2 separate regions of the Homo sapiens genome follow, and region 1 is linked to region 2. Evidence: chromatin contacts called from ENCODE Hi-C or POLR2A ChIA-PET data. All regions are on one chromosome and are shown on one strand. The core of a region is the stretch at or near the end of the contact, and the rest is flanking DNA. Distances in the headings are between cores, read along the strand shown.

What was found. Hi-C counts contacts between places; a loop is a spot of excess contacts on that map. ChIA-PET counts read pairs that join two places held with the same protein, here RNA polymerase II (POLR2A). Pooled maps may share reads with other maps.
Region 1: a map of dorsolateral prefrontal cortex shows a loop between it and region 2 (2.8-fold over the local background). The contact joins two enhancer-like sites. A Hi-C loop is called at or near these places in 2 of 168 maps with a recorded cell type or tissue (dorsolateral prefrontal cortex and posterior cingulate gyrus) and 11 of 50 pooled maps. POLR2A ChIA-PET finds 5 or more read pairs at or near these places in 12 of 52 experiments (AG04449, CD4-positive, alpha-beta T cell, CD4-positive, alpha-beta memory T cell and 8 more).

The regions. Positions count from the first base shown.
Region 1 is chr6:90,152,755-90,159,946 of GRCh38, forward strand. All of the region lies in intron 4 of BACH2 (BACH transcriptional regulator 2), which reads right to left. Among named protein-coding and RNA genes, the nearest start is that of BACH2, 140 kb to the right of the region's middle. RefSeq lists enhancers at 3,682-3,826, 3,860-5,059 and a cis regulatory region at 3,754. Within about 2 kb of position 4,282, at least 2 of the 41 ENCODE cell types and tissues checked have a DNase peak (open chromatin) inside an H3K27ac peak, as active enhancers do; they include CD4-positive, alpha-beta T cell, where a contact is called at or near this core.
Region 2 is chr6:90,214,637-90,221,307 of GRCh38, forward strand. The region is part of intron 3 of BACH2 (BACH transcriptional regulator 2); the gene reads right to left. Among named protein-coding and RNA genes, the nearest start is that of BACH2, 79 kb to the right of the region's middle. RefSeq lists an enhancer at 3,073-3,731. Within about 2 kb of position 3,580, at least 38 of the 41 ENCODE cell types and tissues checked have a DNase peak (open chromatin) inside an H3K27ac peak, as active enhancers do; they include CD4-positive, alpha-beta T cell, where a contact is called at or near this core.

The DNA of each region.
Region 1 (7,192 bases), core at 3,032-5,531, 61 kb before region 2:
CTAATATGTCATCTATATTTACTACAAGCTAGTCCCTCTTCTCTAGTTTATAATTTGCTGATACTTGGGGGTTATGTTTACTGTCAGTTATAGCGCTAACATTTCAAACATAAGGAGGACTTTGTGAATATTACTATGGATAATGGTGATTAGCTGCTTTTGGCATCCTAGGCAGAGTGAGAGAAAACAGACTTAAGCTACAGCATGAGGGATTCAAGTTAGATAAGAAAGAAAGCGTTCTCGTATCAAATCTAATTAAGCACCAGAGTAGATGAATGAAGGGAGCTATGAAACATTCTTTCTTGGAAGTTTTTAAAAATAAGACGAAATCTCATCAGTACATATATCATTAAGTATGCTCCTCCATGAAGATAAGGAGGAATTGGTTCTAATATTCTGTGAAAGGCAAGTATATTTATTAAGGTTATATCTAAAAATATAATTTTCAGAGTATGGCCATTTCATGTAAAGTACTGGTATCAATTCATAGTCAAGATCATGAATCACACGCCCAAGTGGTGACTTATAGTTCTTTCATTTACTAGGTGACTCTGGGCAAGTCACTGTATATCTAAGATCCAGATTCTTTTCCTAAATAAGAGTAATCCTGCTTCTAAATACTACTCCTCAAAATAAATTAAATCAGACCTTGTTGGGTAAGTTATATTCTGAATAAATAAGCAGTAGAAAATCTGATTCCTTCAATTTCAAGTCATTTCAATACTATATTCTCAGTTAATGTCCTGAAACAAATAATCTATATATAAATAAGAGTTTTTCTTTTTATCACACTAGTAACAATTAGAAAAGAAACACTAACAGATAAATTTTAGATTGTGGCAATTAAGTGAATAGCAATCTGATAGCTATAGGATTTACCTTCAAAATCCAGGCACATTCATGTATTTATACCAATCTCTCTCCATGCTAATATTCTTACAGAGGAATTTTATTAAAACATGGCTGAATCTATCATTTCAGTATTCCCAGGCACAAGGCAGTGAGGAAATAAAACACTCCTTCTATGTTATGGAACCTAGAGAAAATAATTCTTTCCTAACCAGTGGGGTACATTTTCCTCCTTGAGGTTCGTAAGACAAATTTTGAAAAAATCATGGTGCAGACTATGTAATTTACGCTTAAAGTATTGTAACTGCTTTTGTGTTAGGATTCATATTATGAGAAAATTCACATATATTACCCTTTTACGGCTTGGTTATAGATCTATTTTGATTATGGTCATTGGAGCCTAAAACATCCACACCCTAAAAAGAACATATCATTCCAATCTCTATCTCTTTTAAAATAGGGACTTTGGGCTATAGCATGTTTTTCTCAATAGCCCAACTCCCTACTCAGAGATACTACTATAAAAGCTGTATTTTGGCTGGGAGTGAGGGAGGAAACAACCCTAGCTATTTGCAGAGTAGAATTGCAGGTTCCATTGGCAAAAAAGTGCCAGAAGTAGAGGAAATGCAGGTTACAAAGCATACAGAGGAAGAGTGACAGATGAGATGAACAAAATTGATTCATGGAGAGAATCAGATCAGGACAAAGGGTAAAAAAGTCTCAAGAGCCCAATCACGTCAAAAAGATCAATTTTTAGGAGAAGTGTAGTCAATAGTGTCTTAAAACAAAATTAGAAGTGGAAGCAATTTTGAAGGTCATTTGAAGAGTAATCTACTCCTTTTATAGATGAGAAACTGAGACCTAGAAGGAGTAGGTGACTTTCTCAAGGCCACTCTATACTAGGAGGTGACAGACATGTGCTGCACAATTCAGAATAATGAGTGGTAGGTTCAGAACCCAAAAAGTTCATAATGAGCCAGGGTAGCCCCCTTCCTCTTTAAGGGACCCTCTCTCTAAGCGCCCCAGCCTTGCTCCCAAGGAGCACTGCACCTTCTGAATCTGGTGAGTGATGGGGAACAACAGGCCAGGAAGGGAGGAAGTATATCTGCCAATGCTCAAAACGTGTTCATTCTGATGGCCCTAGTTCTAGCCTGCCTTTTGAATAGCACTGCGTTAGTCAGTACTGGACAGGAAGCACAAGTGTTACTTTGGCAGGGTCCTGTCCGTAGAAAGAGACCCACTGAGAGCCTCTTGTGTACAGCCACAGACAATGGGATAACCCACATGCTGGCCCCTCCCAGTCAGCTACCAAGGCAGACTGCGGAAAAGGGGACAAACTGGCAGGAAGAACTTGAAGCAGGCTCAACCATAAGTCAGGTTGCACAGCAGACATGAGGAGAAGGGGCACTGCAAAGGGAGAGCTAGGGATCATAAATCCAATGCTATTTGAGGCGGAGTGTCTGCGATCTGTAATTTATATGGATATAATAAGCTCCATGCCTAAGACACCGCAGCCCCAAACAACCACCACCAAAACACAAAGCACATGTTTAAAGGGGTGAATTACCCAAAACATCAGGTTTCTCCACATGGCTAGACTAAGAAGGCTGCAAAATCTATCACTGTTATGGGCTGGAAAGCCAACCAGGAGAGCCTTCTTAGGACTTCTAAAGGGAAACATTCTGGATGAACCTCTTGGTCTTGTAAGAAGGGAGGCTAGTTATGTTTAACTATAAACACATGGCAGTAGGTGTCAGCGATATGTTCCATTCGAAGACTATATAATAAACATCATTTTTGGAAAAGGAAACTAAACTAAGAATAGATAACCTGAGAATGCCATGCAAGGGCTAGAGCAACTTCCCATCCTTTTGCAAGCATTTAGCAATCAGGTTTCGCCTTTAGCTGAACTCCTTTCATTTCATGCAATATTTAATTTATACAGAGATGATTCATTTGCAATAGTAAATCATCACAACATTCTGTAAAAACAACAACAATAACAAAAGACTAGAAATATAGGAGGCCTACAACAAGCACCTAATTTAAAACTGCAGCCTCTTCCTATCCCCAAATTGGCCCTCCTCTTTCCTGCTCTGTTTTTAAATTTTTTTCCTAGCAATTACCACCTTCTAACTTACTATAATTTGCTTGTTTATTGCTTATTTTCTGTTTTCCTCCAATAGAATAGAAGCTCTAAGAGGGCAGCAATTTGTGTCTGTTTTGTTCACAGACACATCCCATGCATTGAGAACAATGCCTGGCACAAGCAGGTGTGCAAAAATGCTGGCCGACTAAAAAAAGTCATGGATGGGTTGTCAATATTGCATAAAGTCCTATTCTCAGATGACAATTGAGGTGGCCTCATCACTAACTACAAGAGATTTTTTTTCCCCAATGGAAATCACCAAAGTTTTAAAAAAGATTGGAATTCCAAGGTTAGTGAGGGAGTTCCGCTATCTGATGAAGCAGTGACTCACCTGAAAAGTTCCAGGGGACCTAATCCCAATGTGCATGGGGCCCAACCTCCTGACCAGCCTTGCATATCTGAAGGTGGGGAGGGAAACTGAGGTAGGTATCGAGTGGTGTAAAAAAAACGCTTCACAAGAGTTTTTCTTTATAGCCTTACAATTTTAATACTTTTGTATAGCACTTCCCAGGCATAAGCAACACTTCCACTGCATCTTACTCTACTTTCATAACAACCCCTGTAGGCAGTAAGAATTATATTCTGAATCTTGGAGAGTGTGCTACTTGCCCAGGGTGGTTGGCCAAAGTGGGACTGTTCCTATTTTGGTTTAAGAATGCAAGTTTTTGGGTTACAAATTCAGTCCTTTTTCTACATGGCATGGCCAAAAATAACATTCTCAAAGATGGGTTACTTAGCTGCCCCACTCTCATGGTTTACTTCAGGGGAGCATTGTACAAAAATGGGTGATTGTCTAGTTTTCATTGCCAATATGCTGGGAAATAAAGAAAATAATGAGAGAACACCAAAGTTTCTACTACCAAACAAGTAGGCATTTCAGGTGGTCTTTACTTAGGGCCTTGCATTTCTTAGGCTAAGTTGTGTTATATTGAGCTGAGGTGGAGGACTATGAAAAAGAAAGGCAGCAGATTTCACAGGGACCATTCAAAGCCCTGCAGGAACAACAACAACAAAAATGCTATGAAACAACACGGAGTAACTCTTGCATAAAAATGGAGAAAAGTAGGGTCTAAAATACATGCACCAAAACCCAAAAAAGACATGGAATACATGACCCAGGCGGCCCTGAAAATCTCATCCTCACACAAAGAAGAACTGTGCAGCATCCAGAGAGAAGAAGGGATGGTAGCTGGGGAGATGAGACCTTTGGAGAATTAACTACCAAAGGGGATGAATCAGCTCACGTCTGACAACACCTACAGATTCTGTCAAACCTGCCGCACTCTTCAAGAGCTTCAAGGCTCACAAACAGGAAATTGCTGGGTATGACTTAACCTGACTCTCAACCTCCTTAGAGAAGAGCTTGCCCCAAAAAGGTATGAACAAAGTGCAGAGCCAAAGGGCAAGAGGTGAAGAAGAATACGAGCTCACATTCCAGGTGTGGGGCATTTAGTGGAAGGAAACACTTTTCGAAACATATGAGTTATTTGGGATTTAGCATTGGGCTCAATGCCAATCAACATATTCACTTGGTAGACCAACACTTCACAGAAATGAGAAAAGAGAAAACAATTACAAAGGAACTCTAAGGGCACAAAAATTTGTGAAGAAGTGAGATTGGGTTGTTAATTTATTCATTCACTCATGATATTCTGCATCAGATTATTTTCAGAAGCAAAAAACTTTGAATTGACCTAAACAGTAAGTAAATTTATTATTTTACACGACAGAGTTGCCTGGAAGTAAAGCCAACCCAGGACTGGTTTAGCCCACAGCTCACTGATATCCTCGAGGGCCTGGGTTCTTTCCATCTTTCGGTCCTATTTTGTAGGTTCCAGGGAAACCCATACCGCTGTGCATGAGCCAAGCTGATGACCAGATCTTGTATATCTAACAACAAATTCACCCACTGGATCAGGAACTGGGGCTGGGACCAGCTGCCCGAGCAGATGGCCGCTTAGAGGAGAGGAAATACTCCAACCAAATCAGGGTTGCACCAGCTAGAAAGGGGCTAATGGCCATTGAGTGAGCCCCTGGAGATATCCACGATGGTCATTTGAAAGGTATTCATTGAGCACCTACTATATGTCCACTCCTGTACTGATCACTAGAAACACAGAGACCAGGAACTGCCTGCACATAGACAATAATGAGGAAGGCAGACATTAATGAAATAATTATACAAATAAAGATAAAATTGCAACTGTATTAAGTGCGATGTTGGAAAGGTATGTGGTGTCATGAGAGCGTTAACTGAGGGGGAGGTGATGCCTCTCTGATGAAGGGATATGGAGCTGCTGGGGAAGGGGCATGGAGAAACATTTCAGACAAAGGGAGCACAAGCAGTGGCCAAGTAGAAGGATGGGGTATGGCACATTCAAAAACTGTCCCCAGATGGAAGACAGTGAGGGTGAGCTTGGAGTAAGACGGAGCTAAAGAGGTAGGCAGGAGCCAGTCCATATGAGTTGTATACAACAGAAGATAAGATTAACAAACATCTTTTTAAATTTTAAAAATATTAGACCATTTGTTCACATAAAGTTTTACACAAACAAAAGCTCTAAAATGCCTTGGTGCACAATGTAGTGTGACTATCAAATGGCCATTCCCCTTCCTTGCAAAATGCATACTTCTAGCCATTTCACTTACACTATCTCATCGAGAAGAAAGGCAGGTGTGGGAGGCAAGGCACAGGTAGACCCAGGAGCGGGGTTGAAAGATGAAGCCACACAGTCATAACTGATTGGGACAGGAAGAAAATAATTAAAGAGGCCAAGCTAGGAAAGGGACATCAGGAAGAGCGTGGCTTTGAGACAGGGTTGAACAGGATCAGGGGCCTGGGCAGGGGCTTCATGATGTGTAGTAAGTAACGAGAGACGGGTGGTTGAGCTGGGGGATGGGAAAAGACCCAGGAGCACAGGGCAGAGTCCAGAATTTACTTCCCTCTCCTATTCTAGGGAGGTAACGATATGGAGATGGCAGAACTCAGTCTCCCTCTGTGTCTTCTTTTGGTGGGGGGGGGGCACTTACTCACATAGCAAGAGGTTACACAAAACTATTCAAGGGAAAGTGCCACAAAGTCCTCTCTCAGCAAATGAAAATATGCTTCAGAAATAAACAACACTGCCACTCCCTCATGGGGCTGAAAAATATCATCTCTTAATTTGATTTCTTAGCACTAATAAACTACATCATAATCTCTCAATAGCTGAGTATAAATGGTCGAATTAACCATCTTCTGCCCTTCAAATACTTAATTTCCATGGTGACTAATTATGCATTTCTTTTACCACATGGATGGGCAAGTAACTAAATGGGCTCTATCTTCTAAAGCAGACATTTAACGTGTGACAAAGTCCTCTCAGATAAACTTGTCTCTTTTGAAATGAGATAACTAATTACTGGGTAAGACAGCAGAATCGTTTCCCTACTGGGAAATCAACTACGTGGTCTAGTAGAATGAAAGGCACGGACCATGGCAAATCAGGTCTGCAAAAACAGTAAACAAAACAAGCCAACAGAACAATTAACACATGTGGAAAAAGCCAAATACAGTATCCACTGCACAGCTGATTTGATTTTAAGACAACTGAATATGTGTTTCAGAAAGAAAGGGAAAAGAGTGAAAATATATGGAAGTATAAGAAAAGAAACAAAACATCCTAAAAGTAAAATAAGGCAACTAAAGGCAAAGGAAAACTTTTATATACGCAGACCTCATAGACTACACAAATCCCTTTGTCTGCATTCTCTAGAGAATTAAGAAATGGTCACTATACATATATTTTATTGCTCAGGAAGGAAGTCCACATCTCTTCCAGAATTCTAACTATTAAATACACAAAGCATTGAGCCATGCAGATAATTCTCTTTTCAAAATAGGGACATAACCTATTTTCTCTAGATCAGATGTAGCTGGCTAACTGAGAGCCCATAGCTATTGTGGTAACCAGGAGAAAAGGAAATGGATGATTAAAGTAAATCTAATTCAATAAGCTAGTGACATTGTACTGTACAAAACTGGGGATGGGAAAGAGGCGGATACAGGCCAAAGGAGGAATAGTGCTTATTTTGTTCCTTTTGAATTTTATCAAATTGTGTATATATTTGTGACTTTTACCCTAAGGAGCATAAAAAACTGACAATAAAAGATTATCTGAATGGAACATTGGTTTTTGGTAAGTGTCAAGCACA
Region 2 (6,671 bases), core at 2,330-4,829:
GTTATATGCCTTGTTCCTCTTGAGAAGAAACTTTCATTAATCTGCAGAAGAAAACTCTAGTTGGCCTGAAGGTTCACTGTTAACCTCTGCTTTTCTGGGGCTTAGATTCTGTTCCTTTTTTTTTTTTTTTTTTTTTTTTTTCTGAGACAGGGTCTCACTCTGTCGCCCAGGCTGGAGTGGAGTGGTGCCATCTTGGCTCACTGAAGCCTCAACCTCCCAGGCTCAAGTGATTCTCCCACCTCAGCTTCCCAAGTAGCTGGGACTACAGGTGTGCACCACCCATGCCCAGATAATTTTTTGTAGAGACAGGGTTTTGCTATGTTGCATAGGCTGGTTTCAAACTCCTGGGCTCAAGTGATCCTCCTGTGTTGGCCTCCCAAATTGCTGGGATTACAGGCATGAGCCACTGTATCTGGCCATATTCTGTACTTATTATCAGCATCTCCTTAGTGCAGCTTATTCTTTTTGAGGGAGTACCATGTCCCAGGTTGTTAAGCCTCTCCACAGGGATCTAGTGTTTGCCTCCACTATGGCCTGAGGGCGTTCAATGCTCTCAAACCAGTTTCTGCCAAAACAGTTGAAGTTATACCATGCAGGTAGTAGTGTAACTATGAACCCCAGAGCTATTCAAACAGTGTAACCCTGGGTTTCCATCCCCCTGGTCTGTGCCCCAACACACAGACTTAAAGCCCCAAACAGACTGGGGAAAATCTTCTTGCCCCCCTTTCACAAGCAATTCCTGTGTGAGTATAGACACCATAGCCCCTAGAGCCTAGAGCCTACAGCTGGGTCTGAAACACTCTAAGGCCAGTGGCATCAATGTCTTCTGGCACCTAAGAATTTCCCTGTCCTGCTTTAAAGCTCGTATGTACTTGAAAATATTTAACCAATATAATACCTTAGGACTTTTTGGGGTGGGTGGTCAGAAGTAGGCCAGGCTTAGGACTTTTTGGGGTGGGTGGTCAGAAGTAGGCCAGGCTGCATGAGCTCAGTATACCATTCTGCCAGAATTGGGTTCCCTAAATGCAATTCTGCCATATTTAGGTTCCATATGTAGCCAATTCTAGCTGTCATTTAGGCTACAACTAGAATTATGTTCTTTGTAGCCTAAGCTAATTGCTGTGACTCTTTCACTAACTCATCCTCATTACAGAGTGCCATTGGGGGTAGAAAGTGCTTACGGGTAGCCCAGGCCTTGAGAAACCTACCCTTAGCCAGAAGCAGCAGGTCCAGGCAGTTACCCCAAGGAAACAGGTCACCTTCCTTCCCAAGGCTGCATTTTCCACACCCAAGTCTGCCCTCAGTTCTGTGGAAAGGAATCTGCCTTCCATTAACTTTTCCATAATTTAGAACTGGATGACTGCACACTGATGTTTTAGTAGAATGAGAGAAGCAAAGACAGCAAGAAATGCAACAAGGGCACAACCACCTTAACACATCAGGGAGGTCTGCAGGGAGTCACTGCGTTCTCCGACAGCAAGCAGCCAAGAGAACAGCCACAGAAAGCAGTTCCAGCAGCTGACCCTGGGGTCCTCTCTGATCTCATTACAGCAGTTGACACTAGTCCTCACAAAACAAACAGAGGAAATTTATGCTTGCCTTAGCTGTGGAAAGCTCCACATTCCTTATTAACGAGAGTTTCAGCTTCTGAGACCACAGCCGCTGGAATGGGGAGGAGGTCAGCTGTGCTCCCAAGAAAGAACTGTGGCTGCTGCCTTGCCCTCTTTCTGGGGCTGGATATACAGGCAGCGAGCCTGGGGCCTAGGCTGTCTGCTCAGGTGACTGAGGGGAAGTTCCCTTTCTGCTAATGTCGACTTCCCTCGGCTCAGACGGTGGGGTCATTTCCTCTTAAACAGCACTGGGAAACTCACTGTAAGGGAGTCCTGAGGGGATCCACCTGCTAAGGTCGCAATTCCAAGAGAGAGGTTGTTCTGCATAACCATACTCAAAAGTACTCTTGCCTGCACCTTCAAAAACTTTACTTAACTTGGAATTCCAACTTAAAACATTATTTCATATCCTTTAATTCAATCTTAGAAGTAACTGAGCAGCCAGCTCATGACGTAAAGCGTGAGCTTCTAAACCAGAGTAAGAAATGTGGAGCAGAAGTTCTGAACCAGAGTGGTTTTGTCTCCCAGGGGACATCTGGCAATGCTGTAGACATTTTTGGTTGTCATGACCCGGGGGAGGGTGCTACTGGCATCTAGTGGGTGAGACCAATGATGCTACTGAAGATCCTACCACGTACAGGACACACCCCATAATAAAGTATTACTGGTCCAAAATGTCAATAGTGCTGAGATTGGGAAATCCTGACGGGGAGGGAACATTCAAGGATATGGGTAGACTTAAAATCATGCCAACTCATAATCACATTATAATAATGTGGCACCATGCAACTTGGGGTCCCCAAAATGTAAACAATTAACAACCATAAAAATTTACCAGTTCTCTCCTTGAGCGAAGTAAAAGCTGTAACTTACACAGAGTAAGACCATCAGAGTTGCCTGGAAGAAGTGGAACAGCTTCAGTGTTGGACTATGTTATCATCAATATCATCAGTGCCTTGTTTACTCCAGGTCAAGGTGTGATCTGAGTGTCTACTATCAAAATTCAGTGGTAGCTATTAACAGAAGGAGTTTATACGTGAAGTTCTATGGTCACTAAAACCGTCTAAATAACCTAAGAATATCTAGCTCTGGAAAAAACTGCAAAATGTTTCAACTTTTAAAATACCAACAAAATATGAGGAACAATGTTGATGTTGACCTACATTCTATCTAGGGTGGCTAAAAGAAATAGCTGCACAATAGGGTTCTAAATAAATGCAGAATTGAAGAAATGCATCATAACAAAGATAATCAGGGTGACTATTTTGAAATGCTCCCCATTTCTGTTTTTCTTTCTGTTTTCAAATATTCCCTCTCATCCACGCGGCATATTTTCATTACATTTGTTGTAAGAATGTACATTTAGATAATCTACTCACTATTCTTTTATGCATTCTTTTACTCCAGCCAAAAAGGGAAAAAGTCCCTATCCAAACAAAGCTAATGCATGTAAGCAAATTTGAAGGAAAAAAAGAATTTCATGAATGAGCGGGAGACAATTTTTTAATGGAATGTTTTAAAGGCTTGTGGTATAAACAGTAAACAAAATTGATTCACTAACATTAATACTGTTTGCCATGATGTGAGAGTTGGTCTTTTTTTTTAATGCCCCAGAAGCTAAAGGAAAATAAATACTGTGGTAGGGAAAAATAATACCTTACTTGGCATTTTGAAGTCATTGCTCAATCCTTCTTGAGCAAGAAAACCATAGTAATGACTTTGTTTTACCTACCGCAATTATGGTACACCTCGCAGCAATCCTTCACAATATTTTCCTCCCTCTGTTCAAGTCCTGCTAAATAATCTCTGGAAACCATTAACTAAGAGTACGGTTCCAATTTTCCTGTTCTCCCTCCTCTGCTGCCTCAGTGTCATGTTGGCGTCAGGACAAAGCAAACTTGTATGACATCACAGAGCAAACTCATTTTCTGTAAACCAGCCCCTTGGTAGTTTACCGCTACTGGAACCCAACGCTGTCAACAGTGTGGTCTTTGTTTGGTGGGTGTTGCTCTAAAAATTTTTTTAAAGTTTCCCAACACCTTCTTCTTTTAAACAGAGGCAAGCTGCTGGAGGCGCCGTCCTCGCCTGGCCCGCCCCACTCTGTAAACTAGACATTACCTTATACACAAATGACTCTAGGCATTCCTCAGTCTAGCTGCCTCACTGCAAAATTCCTATGCTCCTCAGCAGCAGGGCAGCGCACATTCCCCTGGCTTCCCCTCTTTCCTCTTCCCCCACCCTCCTCTTTTTCTTTTCTTTCTTTTTTTTTTTTTTAATTTCCACTGCCTCACTGTGTTTTTGTGTAAATGATCTCACATGACTCAACAAATCCATCTGCCTGAAGCAGGCCAAGTCTGGAGCCCTCCCAGGAGGGAGGAGAAGAATTGCTTTGTGGAAAGGACCTGGAGCTCTGCCCTTTCTCTGGCTCGAATTACCCGCCTGTCAGGCCTGACGGATTTGGCTAAAAATAAAAGGAAACGGGCCGTGAAAAGCAGATGAATGGGCTCAGCAGTTCCTTAGATAACACAGGCCTGCTGTTGCCCAAAGCTCCCCAAACAGAAACTTCAAATGCAGGGCCTCTGAGTCAGTGATGTGGCTTCCAGGTGAACGAGGCCTGTCAAATCCACTGGAGTTGGGGGACATGGCCTGGGCTGTGAATTTCGGTTTCCTTTCCGTGTGTGTGTGTGTGTGTGTGTGTGTGTGTGTGTGTGACACAGAGAGTGAGAGTGCACGCAAGAGAGATTGAGAGAGTGAGAGAACCAGTCTAGTATTAAAAGGTTCTCAGAAAACAGTAGACTTCAGTGGAGTGAAGGCTTGTAAAAAAAAGAAAAAAAATTGTTGTTTCCACTACAAAATTATCCTTCTCCCCACCTCCAACACCAGACATTTTCAGCCTCCCTATGATGTCACTTCTCTGTTTAGAGCCAGCAAAGAGCTAAAAGTCTTTCTTGTAAGTGTATGCCCAGCGCCTGCAGTGGGTATTAAGCACTTAGGTTGGCAATGTAATGACACACTGTAACAATCTGTAATATGAGGCAGTCAGCAAAGCCCTGGCTCTGAAAGCTATTTCTCCCGACCATTAACCATATGTTTGGCTCCTCAGATAGCCAAGCGGGTGTTCCAGCTTACCATCTGGTTTCTATCCACACAAGCAACTGCAAAGCACAGGCTATGTCCCTCTGGAGCTGTGTGTTTCTTTTTCTCTCTCTTTTCCGCTCTTCTCTTCCCCTTTCCTCCTCCCAGCTCCTTTGGTTCCTTCTGCTAAAGAATTCTCTGCCATTCATCACGTACAAAGAAAACTTTACCTGACATGGCAGCGGCAGAGCCATTAAGAATGCACAGCTGTATTGTAAACACGCCAGAGGGCCATTTACCATCCGCGGAATCTGTACAAGTCGGGCTCTACCCCTTCCTCATCTACTGAGTGCTGACACTTGATCCAGCATGTTAAAAACAGGTACATTCTTGAGAGATCCAGGGGTTGCTGTGGTGCCCTTCATACTCACTTCATATTCTGGGAGTGGGGCTTTAAAACACATACACACACACACACACACACACACACACACGCTCCCGAAGTTTGCCTCTGCATTCAATCTGCCTGACGTCAGTCTCACACAGGATGACATACCACCACTGCAAATAACCAACTTAACTACAGGTTTTGATTCTTTTTTCTGCACTAAGGGTTTGATCCCAAGTGTGTATTTTTCTGAGTTTTTTTTTTTCCGCCTAAACAGCCCACATTGAAAGAGATGACACTTCAGAAGAATAAGAACATGCAGCCGCTTGTAACAAATTGACAACCTGCAAAACTTATGCTTATTTACATCTGCACTTTTTAATAGTACACAGCAATGAAATGGAACCTACTATCAGAATTTATAGAATTTTTTCACAATGTTTCCAAAGTATTTACCCCAGAGTTTCTCCGCTACAGGATTTAAGGTCCTTTATAACTCTATACATTTTTAAATGTATGAAGGAAGATGTATTTGATATATAGAAATTAGGTCACTTTTCTTCCTGTCCCCCTAAGAATAAGGTCTGCATTAGCAGCCCATTTTACCGAATTAGGAAATTAAAGTTAATTCTTTCCCACACACTGAAAAAAATAAGGGCTGGTTTCTAACATATCAAGAACAAAAGAAAGAATATCATTAAAAAGTGACTAACCAGAATGTCAGATTTTATCAATGTGGCAGAGCTACAGAGGATTTGTCAGGGGAGGACTGTTTATTCAGGCTAACAAGGGTGCCAGGAAGGCCACTACCTATGTAAACTTCTTAAACCCACAGCCCTTGTCAGTCCTCATTTCCATGATCTGAAATAGGTGTTGTGTTAGCTATTTCTATCAATAAGGGACATTAAAATTCTGCTGCATGTAGGTTTTTAGAGAGTGACAGAAAAGGAAATTTTTAATTTCAGAAGCCTTAGGAAAATTGTCCACAGATGATGGCGTCTATTAAATGCTGTTTGAGGTCTCAAAACCATAATACAAACTTTAAATTGCATTAGCTTGACTGCCAAGAAAAACAATAACAGCATAGTTAATAAAAAGAAAGAAAAATTAGCAATTTAAAACTTCAGTATTTTCATAGTTAACTACCTGGTTTTCTAAGCACTGCAGAATCATTTTATTACAGGTATTTGTGCTTTTCATAAATACTGGTGCCTGGGCCCCTTTCCTCCAGCTCAATTATACAAGGATCCCTGAGTGGGGAGGTATTTTTGAAAAGCTTCCCAATTTTGTGCAACTAAAGTTGAGAAGTGTTGCCTTATGTGAACTAACATGATAGTAGAAACCATCTCATCAAAATAAAAATGAAACCTTTGGTATAGAAATGTAAATGAAATTTAGGAATAGAACAGTAGCTTTCCAAACTTGTTCTGAAGTGAAATCTTCAATCAAACAAAATCTTATATGAAATCCCTATAAGCAAGATAGGTAAAAAGCAGTAATTTATACTGTCCTTTTATACTTTTAGTCTGTACAATATTCATGGATTTTTTAAGTTCAAAGTTATAATTTTTTAATCATAAGCCACCCAGTGAGAAAAA